2 separate regions of the Homo sapiens genome follow, and region 2 is linked to region 1. Evidence: read pairs that join two places in POLR2A ChIA-PET (ENCODE). Cell type or tissue: GM12878. All regions are shown on one strand. Each heading gives the region's core, and the rest is flanking DNA. Links, peaks and the distances in the headings are about the cores only.

Region 1 (5,390 bases), core at 244-5,243:
TGTCACCTCCTCTATAAACCTTTTCTGGCCTCTGACACTCCTATACTTCTATAAAGCATTCAACACTACTATGATTACCTAGTTAACTAATTGTGTAATTAATATGAGTTTTTTTCCCACTAGAATAAAAACTCTTTAATTTCAGGATCTATATCTATCTTGGTCACTGCCATATCTGCAATATTTAGCAAAACTCTACATATAATAGATGCTCAATAAATTTCTCTGAATGACTGAATAAAGTTATTATTTGAATGGGAGTCATCTCAAGGACTTTAAACTCCTCGAGAGGAAGAACATTCTGCCTTTTCATCTGTTTCTCCAGCACTTGGCAATAAGCCTGTCATAGAACAGATAACCAATATACATTTCTTGAATAAATAAGTGAATAAACAAGTCAGGGCCCAGCTCGGTGGCTCACACCTGTAATCCCAACACTTTGGGAGGCTGAAGTGGGCGGATCACCTGAGGTCAGGATTTCGAGACCAGCCTGACCAACATGCAGAACCTCCGTCTCTACTAAAAATACAAAATTATTATTTTTATTTATTTATTTATTTATTTTTTAGGAGGAGTTTCACTCTTGTTGCCCAGGCTGAAATGCAATGGTGCGATCTCGGCTCACTGCAACCTCTGCCTCCCAGGTTCAAGCAATTCTCCTGCCTCACCCTCCTGAGTAGCTGGGACTACTGGCATCCACCACCATGCCCAGCTAATTTTTTGTATTTTTAATAGAGACGGGGTTTCACTATGTTGGCCAGGCTGGTCTCGAACACTTGACCTCGGGTGATCCACCCGCCTCGGCTTCCCAAAGTGCTGGAATTACAGGTGTGAGTCACCGCGCTGGGCGTAGTGGCACATGCCTGTAATCCCAGCTACTCGGGAGGCTGAGGCAGGAGAATCGCTTGAACCTGGGAGGTGGAGGTGGCGGTGAGCAGAGATTGTGCCATTGCACTCCAGCCTAGGCAACAAGAGCGAAACTCCATCTCAAAAAGAAAAAAAGAAAACGAAAAACAAGTCAGATATATCACTTCAAAATATTAATTTTTTTTTCTCAATGATACTTGCAATAGAAGGCTGTCTGAAAGCTTATTTTGTTGGATGTTTAATTGCAAGGATTTAAAAAGCATAACAGTCCTTATTTTTTCAAAAAGTTAGTCAGTGGGCCATAAAAAAATCATTGTTTTTAAAGACAAGGAGCATGATGTATAAAAATAAGCATGTCTTATGCAATATTAACAGTTTTGATATTAAATGTTAAGAAACTTTTTAAAGAGTTATACACAAAGACATGGACAACTCTGGAAATCTTTCCAAGTGGAAAGAAGGGTAGGAATTATACACAAGATGGCCCTGAAATTCAAGCCAGTTCTATCTATAATTGAGAAGCCAACCATACTCTGCAGAATTCATGGAAGTCCATCAATAAGATGGCACCAAGTGGCAAAGTTATGCAGATAAGATTTATACCATGCTCCCCCTGGTGCCAGTGACTAGGTGTGCAACAGAAACCCCAAACTGTGTATTATGCTCATAATTTCATTTTCCTAATTGGTTAAATGGGAATAATATCCCAAACTTCCCAACTTCTTACATTTGAAAAAGATCTGTGTACTTCTAAAATAAATACTAAAAATAAAAAAAAAAATCAAAGTATTTTCAATTTACATCTTTTAAGATTAATATTTCACTTACCACCAGATACCACCACTTTGGCACCTGTTAGCTCTGGTCGATCACTTTTTGTTAATTTCTGGTCAAGCCACTCTGATATTTCCACTGGTGAAGTACTTGATGCTGCATACATTAATACATAATAAAACAATGACTATGATTTCAAGTTCTATAACAAGAATTATTTTCAAGAGAAACACACAAGTATATAATTCCACGAAATTTAAGTTAATTACTGTGAATTTTCAGTGCTCCTAATTAATTCTCTCTGATAATGGAAAGACTTAAGGAGACTAGATTCCAGCCTTTGCCACATTAGCTGTATGACTCCAGAAATCATTCAATTCTCTGAGTCTGAATATAGAATAACTTTCTTTCTATGAGGTTCAAATAAGACACTATATATGTTAAAGTGTGACACCCTCCACACGTTTCCTATTACATTCTTCTGTTATACTGAATCACCCAAATATAATAGGAAACAGTGACAAGAGTAAAAAAGCTTAATCTTAATAGATCCTCTGTCTCCCACTCCCTTGATCTACCAAAGCAACTATCCTAGTACCAAAGATAATGTGAAAAAGATGTAAGTTATACATATTTATTATTTTTGTATAAGCTTGGGAATATCATTTAAATTGAACTTTCAAATACTATTCATTAGAAATGTAGGCAGAGGTCATCTCTTATTATAATACAGTCTATGAATTAAAAAAGTAAGAAACAAAACAAAAAAACTCCAAATGAACACTCACCCTTTTCTGAACTGGCACTACCGCCACTTGTTGCTGCAGCATCAAAGGATGTTCCACGGACAGAAAACACTTTCACTTTCTCATCACACTTCACTGTACATAGAGCATTTCCTGAAACATACAATCTATTTCTTAAAAGCAACAGCAAAAGGCAACAAAACTAGCACTCCTTTGATGCTTGGAATTTACTTCACAGACAAGGCAAGAAATAACTATTGACCAGTTGTCTTCTAACTCTATTAAGTATAGGAAAAAATGAACCATAACGGTGAAGAAACATATCAGCAGATATCTGTATAACCCTGGATGTCTTTAAAAGCAGGACAGGTACTACCACACCTAGAAGGAAGAAACTCGAACAGGCATCCACACTAAGAAGGTACACTACACCTCTAAAAGGAATATGAACAAAGCTTCCTTCTCCAAAAACAATACAATCAGTAACTCAAAACTATGAGCTGCAACAACTTAGGAAGAATGTAGCTACTGTGCATGCTAAAGGAGGAATATCTTGAAAACACAATAGGTCATAAAGAACAGGTATGAATGTGCTAAGATTTTAAGAGGATTTGAGACACTCTGGATTAGCTATCACATTAACAGTAACCTAAACCATGACAAAATATTTTCCCTCAAACATTATGGAAGATGAAAAGTCTAATTTCAGAATTAGCCATTCATACTGGAATACACAACTTTAATCAGGCAAAAAACGAAGAGTTCACTGCCTTCTCCGACCCCACTAGAGACCAGTGTGCTAAGCAAAAAATCAACTGAAGAGACACTGAAATGAATTTCTTTTCTTTTTCTTGAGACAGGGTCTTGCTCTGTTGCCCAGGCTGGAGTGCTGTGGCATGATCACAACTCACCATAGCCTCGACCTTCTGGCTCAAGCAATCCTCCCACCTCAGCCTCCCAAGTATCTGTGACTACAGGCATATGCCAACATGCCTAGCTAATTTATTTTATTTATTTATTTTTGAGATAGGGTCTTATTATGTTGCCCAGGATAGCCTCAAACTCCTGAGTTCAAGTAATCCTCCCACCTCAGCCTGCCAAAGTGCTGGGATTATAGGCACGAGCCACTGCAGCTGGCTAAAATGAATTTCTTAATGCCTATGGAAATGAAGTAGAAGCAGCAAAGATTGAGAATACTATTTTTTTTTAAGTTTTGCTTTTCCAGGTACCACTTACAAAATATATTAAATTGTGAATCTAATTTTTATTGATCACTAGGAAAATATCACCCTGCAAACTGAATAAACAGGCAGGAAATCTCTGTGTTTGCGATCCATCAGAGAGAATGCCATGTCAAGGGCCACCAGCAATTCTAGACTAAAATTTTCCTCAGAAACCTTTAAGATGGTCCACTTAAAGCAATTGTATGGTTTGATTTAAAATTCTATCTTCAAGATTAATTTATGCTTTTCACTAAAATTTAACATGTTGATTAATTATCTTCCTTGAGTACTCACCTGCATAAATAGTTCTCACAAATGTGTCAGGTGACTTGATTGCAATGATGTCAGAAATCGGGGCAACCTCAAGTTTGGCTGCTACTCTGGGCAAAAGGTTCTAAAAGCAAAATAAGCAGTGAGTTAACACACATACATAGTGATGGAAGACTATAAATGATCAGTAATGACATATTCTAAATGCATATTCTGTAGAAATTTTAATTCAAATATTTTATATTTCGTGTGCACCTTTGGATACACAACTTCAAGCACAGCTTTTTAAATAGCCTTTGAGATTGAGTACTTACCATTACTCTAACTACATTAAGAGTTTCATGAGTTTTACAGTATTAAGCCACCTTAATGCAATATATTGAACTATGAGATATGAAATTTAATAAACATCAATTACCAAGTGTGACAGTTGTGGATTATTGAATTTAGATAAGAAAAGATAGAACAAATTTAGAAGGGTGGTAAAATTCTCAAATACTGAAAAAGATTATGCTTGTATACATTTACTTAATGTATATAAAAGAAAAAAATTCACAGCAGACATTTCACCTTTTGTTTAAATTGATATTGTATAAAAAAAAGAGTAAGGCCAGGTACAGTGGCTGACACCTGTAATCCCAGCACTTTGGGAGGCTGAGGATCACCTGAGGCCAGGAGTTTGAGACCAATGTGGCCAACATGGTGAAACACCATCTCTACTAAAAATACAAAAAATTAGCCGGGGATGGTGGTGTATGCCTGTAGTCCCAGCTACTCAGGAGGCTGAGGCATGAGAATGAGAATTGCTTGAACCTGGGAGGCGGAGGTTGCAGTGAGCTGAGATAGTACCACCACACTCCAGCCTTGGTGACAGAGCGAGACTCTGCCTCAAAAGAAAAAAAAAAAAAAGGAAAAGAATAACACTAACCTGAAGAACAGCCTGTGTAGTACATATTTAAAAAGCAACAAAAATAAAATAAAGGTGTGTTCTTGTGCTTGTACTGAAATAGATGCATGTGCTAACTTTGTCCTCAGCAGCAGGAATCCTTGGGAAAGTCACAGTTCCCCAAGTCTCAGTTAATTCTTCTTCTTCTTCTTCTTTTTTTTTTTTTTTGGAAACAGGGTCTCATTCTGTTACCCAGGCTGAACTTGCAGTGGTGTGATCATAGCTCACTGTAACCTTGAACTCCTGGGCTCAAGAGATTATTCTGCCTTGGCCTCCTGAGTAGCTGGGACTACAGGCGCACGCTACTGCGTCCAGCTCATTTTTTGGTTTATGTTTTGTTTTTTTCTGTAGAAGCGGGGTCTTGCGTTGTTGTCCAGGCTGGTCTCGAATTCCTGGCCTCAGCTGATCCTCCTGCCTTGGCACCCCAAAGTGCTGGGATTACAGACATGAGCCACCATGCCCATTCTGAAGCACCTACTTAATCTGGTTTAAAAACCAGATTTGTCAGTATTTAAAGCTAGCTTCAGTAAGTAATCCTCCTCCTGAACCACCTTCTTTAACTGT
Region 2 (5,390 bases), core at 82-5,081, 1.2 Mb after region 1:
GCAAAGATGTCACTCAGCCACCCACATGTACAGTCTGTGATTGTTTGGCATCACCATTATTCCTGATTCAGAATTCATGTGCTACCAATAAGAATCATTCTCTTACACTTATTTGCACATAAGTACTTAACAGTAAAAAATGTGACATACCATTAATACAATGAAAAAATAATGTGTTCGGGGTAAGCAGTACAGTAGCATCACCAGTGCACCTGTGCCAGCTGTTAACAACAAACAATGGCAAGTTGAATAAACTAATTATCGTGTGCCAGTGTTTTTATTGTGACCCATTACGTGAAGTCCCATGTGGAATTTTTGTATTTTGTATTTTCATACAATGAAGGAGAGTTCTTGTTCCACATCCTTGCCAGCATTTGGTGGTATCAGTGTTTGGGATTTAGGGCATTCTAATAGGTGTGTAGTGGTAGCTCACTATTGTATGAATTTCCTCTTGGGTCATCAAGTGGGCACTCAGGAAATTTCAGATTTTGGAGCATTTTGAATTTCTGATTTTCAGATTAGGGATGCTCAATTTATATAGCCTTTTCAGATTGACTTCTTTCACTTAGTAATATGCACTAAGTTTCCTCCATGTCTTTCCATGGCTTCATAACTCATATCTTTTTAGCAGTGAATAATATTCTATTATCTGAATGTATCACAGTTCAGCCACTCACCTACTGAAGGACATCTTGGTTATGCCCAAGTTTTGGCAATTATGAATAAAGCTACTATAAACATCTGTGTGCAGGTTTTTGTGTGGACGTAAGTTTTCCATTCATTTGGGTAAATATTAAGGTAAGAAGTGCGATTGCTGGATTGTATGGCAAGAGTATGTTTAATTTTGTAAAAAACTTCCTGTCTTTTGAAATGTCTGTACTGTTTTGTATCCCCACATAATGAAGGAGAGTTCCTGTTGCTCCGCATCATTGTCAGCACTTAGTGGTGTCAGTGTTTGGGATTTTGGCCATTCTAATAGGTTTGTAGTGGTAGATCATTATTGTTTTAATTTGCAGTTATAGTTGGCCCTGTGTATCCTTGGGTTCTGCATCCACAAATTCAATCAGTTTGGGGTGGAAAATACAGTATTCGAGAGACACAGAACCTATGGATACAGGGCCGACTTTTTGTAATCATGGGTTCTGCAGGGCCAATTGTGGGCATCTACAAATTTTGAGCTCGCAGTGTACTGGAACAGACAAAAAACAAGATAAAATAAGTAAAATGAAAAAAGATACATAGTTTGAAGTACCAAGAAAAAAACAGAGCAGGGAAGGAGGTTAGGAACAGTTCAAGGAAAGGGGGTGTCTGCAATTTTATATACAGAGGCCATGAAAGGCTTCACTGAGCAAAATTGATGTTAAAGATTCAATACTTAGACATGAATATCTAACGTGAATGGAAAGTTGAAAATTCCAATACAGAATATACATCAATCGGCCATGTTCACTAAAGTAGACATGAACACTGACTCTATTGTTTGAAGATAGTCTCACTCCTTACAAATAATAAAGGAGAATGCATATATGAGGAAACATTTAGAGAATATATTGAGTGTCCCCCAGTTTCAGAGTTAATCCATTTAAAAGACACATAATCTGCAAAAGTGCCTTGCTTGAGCAATAAATAAATACTAATTGAATGAGGAGCCTCCTTCAGTTGAGGGGTATGGTGTGGCTTTAGGCAAAGTCTGGCCACAATATTATGATGAAGCTGTGAAATACATAATTGTATTTGCTCATCAAATGCATATTTAACAAATGCCCATGATATGCTCAAAACCAGGCTGGGGGAAATTTAAAGGTAAACAAGGCACTGTTTATAACCTAACAAAACATATAACTAAGGGTTAGAAAAGACAAGTGTAGTACAGTGAGTCAAGTATTATGATGGGTGTTTAGTACAGAATGCTCTGGTAGTACATAAAAGGGGCATCTGATACATTCTTGATTGATCCAAGAACACATGCTGAAAGAAGACACATCTAAGATGAGATGTGAAGGATAAGAAAGTATAATTGGCCAAACAAGAGAGACTGGGGTACTAGGAAGTATTCCAACCAAAGACAACAAATGGCAGTTGCAGAGATGTAGAGGTCAGAGAATATGGTGCATTTTCTCAGAATGAATCAAAGGCATAAATGTTAAGAGCTAAAATTATAAAGCTCTTAGAAGAACACATAAGGGTAAATCTTCACAACTTTGATTAGGCGGTAGTTTCTTAAATATGACACCTAAAGCACAAGCAACCAAAGAAAAAAAAAAGATAATTTGTACTTTAAAGTTAAAAACGTTTGTATTTCAAAGACCACTATCAAAGTGAAAAGACAACCCAGAGAATGGGAGAAAAACATTTGAAAATAGTATATCTGATAAGTGTCTAGTATCTACAATATAAAAAGAACTCTTGCAATTTTGCAATAACAATACAGTTTTAACCCAATTTTAAAAATGAGCAAAGGAGGCTGAGTGTGGTGGCTCACGCCTATAATCTCAACACTTTGGGAGACTGAGGTGGGTGGCACCTCTTGAGGCCAGGAGTTTGAGACCAGCATGGCCAACATGGCGAAACCCTGTCTCTACTAAAAATACAAAAATTAGCTGGGCATGGTGGTGCATACCTGTAATCCCAGCTACTACTTGGGAGGCTGAAGCACAAGAATCGCTTGAACCCAGGAGGTAGAGGTTGCAGTGAGCCAGGATCACACCAGTGCACTCCAGCATGGACAACAGAATGATACTCTATCTAAAAAATAATAATAATAATACAAAACACAATTTGAAATAGGATTTGAGTAGACAGTTCTCCAAAACAGATAAACAAATGCACAATATGCATAAGAAAAAATGCTTAACATCATTACTCATTAGGAAAATATGAACCAAAATCACAATGAGATACCACTTCACATCTACTAGGATGGCTCTAATAAAAAAGATAATACCAAGTGTGCTGAGGATATGGAGAAATTGGAACCCTAATAGGTTACTGGTATGAATGTAAAATGGTAGAGGTGCTTTGAAAAACAGTTTGATTTTCTCAAAATATTAAACATGGTGGTACCAGATGTTCCAGCAGCTCCACTCCTAGGTATATGCCCAAGAGAACTGAAAACATGTCCACACAAAAATTTATACACAAATGTTCATAAGCAGCAGCATTCATAATAACCAAAAAGTAGAAACAACCCAAGTCTATCAACTGATATGTGGATCAACAAAATGTGCAATAGCCATCCAGTATAATATTATTCAGCCATAAAGCAGAATGAAATTCTGATACACGCTACAATGTGAACCTTGAAAACTTTATGCTAAGTGAGAGTAGCCAGACACAAAAGGCCACATATTGTATGATTCTATTTATATGAAATATCAGAATAGGTACAGTTATAAAGACAGAAAGTAGGCAGGCATGATGGCTCACGCCTATTATCCCAACAGTTCGGGAGACTGAGGCAGGAGGATTGCTTGAGGCTAGGAATTCAAGACAGCCTGGGCAACATAGCGAAACCCTATCTCTACAAAAAAAAAAAAAAATTAAAAATTAGCCAGGCGTGGTCCTAGCTACTCAGGAGGCTGAGGCAGAGAGATCACTTGAGACAAGCAGTTTGAGGCATCAGTGAGCTATGATTATGCCACTGCACTCCAGCCTGGGTGACGGAGCAGGACCCTGTCTCTTAAAAAAAAAAAAAAAAACAAAGTAGATTAGTGGTTGCCCAGGCCTAGGAGGACTAGCAGGAAGGGAGAATGGGGATTGTTTGCTAAAGGATATTGTGTTTCTTTTTGGGGTGATGAAAATGTTCTAAAATTGGTTAGGGTGTTGGTTGCACAACCTTGTAAATATATTAAAAACCACTGAGTTGTATGTAGTAAAGGGGTGAACTTTATGGTATATCAATTATATCTTCCAAAAAAAGCAATTTAGTATGCTTTTTGTCGTGAGTTGGGGTTGAGGAATGTGAAAAGATAATGCTGACTGAGTTGGAGGATTTGGGTGAGTTTGGTTGAAAAACTTTGACAGAGATAACATGGCAGTTGGGAAATATCCTAAGAACATACAAAGTGATTACTAAGAGCATAGAGGGCCCAGTTGTGATTGGATACCATACATTTATAGTAATACTCTTTATTTTGTCATTTTTTTCCTCCACCATCTAAAGCCAAAACTCAGAGTTGATCTACTTCTAGTGTATAGAAAGATGTAGTGCAAGGGAATTGAGTATTGGCAAAAGAACATTTGCAATGTAGCCATTGAATCTAAGCTGGACAGAGAAGGGAAAATCAAGGGCCAATGAATAGAGGTTTGTATGGTTCAAGGTGAGTTGTAATAGGAGAATTAAGAGAGCTGAAATGATAGGAGATGATGGTAAGAGATTTTTGGGTATGAGGTTGATATAACCAAGGAACCTGATGTTTTAAAGGAACCAAGGGTTTTGCATAAAGGCTGTAATATGGAAAATGAGGTTGAGATGGGCAGAATCCCACCTCTCAATTATGAGGTGTATGGTTGGAGAGGGAGTGGTGCAGAAGGAATATGCTGCATCTCTATGAAAAGACTTAGGGAAGTGGGGTTAGCATGTGTAAAGTAAGAAAAGGGCACTTGAAAAGAGCCAACCCCAGAAACCAGAAGTACAAATATGCTTCCAGCACTGTCCAACACATTTGGAATAACATAGTCACATTGGTGTGATCATCCCTATTATTGGGAAAGATTACTAGAGCAATCTTAGTTGAGGAACATTTCTTAAGTTCCACCTAATTTCCTTTGTTCTGGCCATATATTGACCATAGCAATGTTCTGATTATGATCTGGCCTACTAGATGACTACAGAGAGAAAATGTGTTCACTAGTCATTAAATATCTAGTACGCTTAATATAATTCTCATTACAATCTTTATAATCATCATTAAAATATTTTAAATTGGCACTCTTTTATATGTCAGGTTTTTTTCAGTGAGTGGTTAGTGTTAGAGGGAATTTTGGGATTTCCAAAGCTCAGGTCCAGACCCTGGTTCAAAGTGTTCTAAGTGGCAAAGTAATATCATTTTTGTGAGGCTTCCTGGTAGAAGCCTTCACTGGATAAGTCCCCTCTACTAGGTAACATCTGCATGATAGACCTGTTTGTATAAAGTGCAGTGAAGAGCCAAACTTGTATATTGCTTTGCCTTTGAACAAATTTCTCTTCTTTACTCATTTAGAGCAGCATTCATTACATTTCTTAAGTGCTTTGCATAAAATTTCAAAGTTCAGTGTGACCTCTGTACTGGGACATCATCAGGCACAGATGCTACATGTGAAGGGCTTTTGGCAATCAGTGGCTTGGTAGCCGTGATTCCTTTTGAATCACTCCCTCATGGACCATATGAAATGCATTCTCCCAGGATCCC

What was found. ChIA-PET counts read pairs that join two places held together with the same protein. Peaks named below come from ENCODE experiments on the same cell type or tissue, not always from the same donor. Only the 100,000 strongest peaks of a DNase experiment are listed, where the experiment ranks them.
Region 2: POLR2A ChIA-PET joins it to region 1 with 5 read pairs; 2 of 35 experiments call an interaction of 5 or more read pairs at or near these places.

The regions. Positions count from the first base shown.
Region 1 is chr15:76,283,942-76,289,331 of GRCh38, forward strand. ETFA (electron transfer flavoprotein subunit alpha) reads right to left here. Exons shown (of 12, transcript NM_000126.4): 5 at 3,905-4,004; 6 at 2,430-2,540; 7 at 1,696-1,797. Among named protein-coding and RNA genes, the nearest start is that of ETFA, 25 kb to the right of the region's middle. In GM12878, for the core only: a CTCF peak has its summit at 1,483 (motif pointing left); a DNase peak (open chromatin) is centred at 2,540; H3K27ac peaks cover 822 bases.
Region 2 is chr15:77,450,483-77,455,872 of GRCh38, forward strand. All of the region lies in intron 1 of HMG20A (high mobility group 20A), which reads left to right. Among named protein-coding and RNA genes, the nearest start is that of HMG20A, 32 kb to the left of the region's middle. In GM12878, for the core only: no CTCF peak of the experiment used is centred there; no DNase peak of the experiment used is centred there.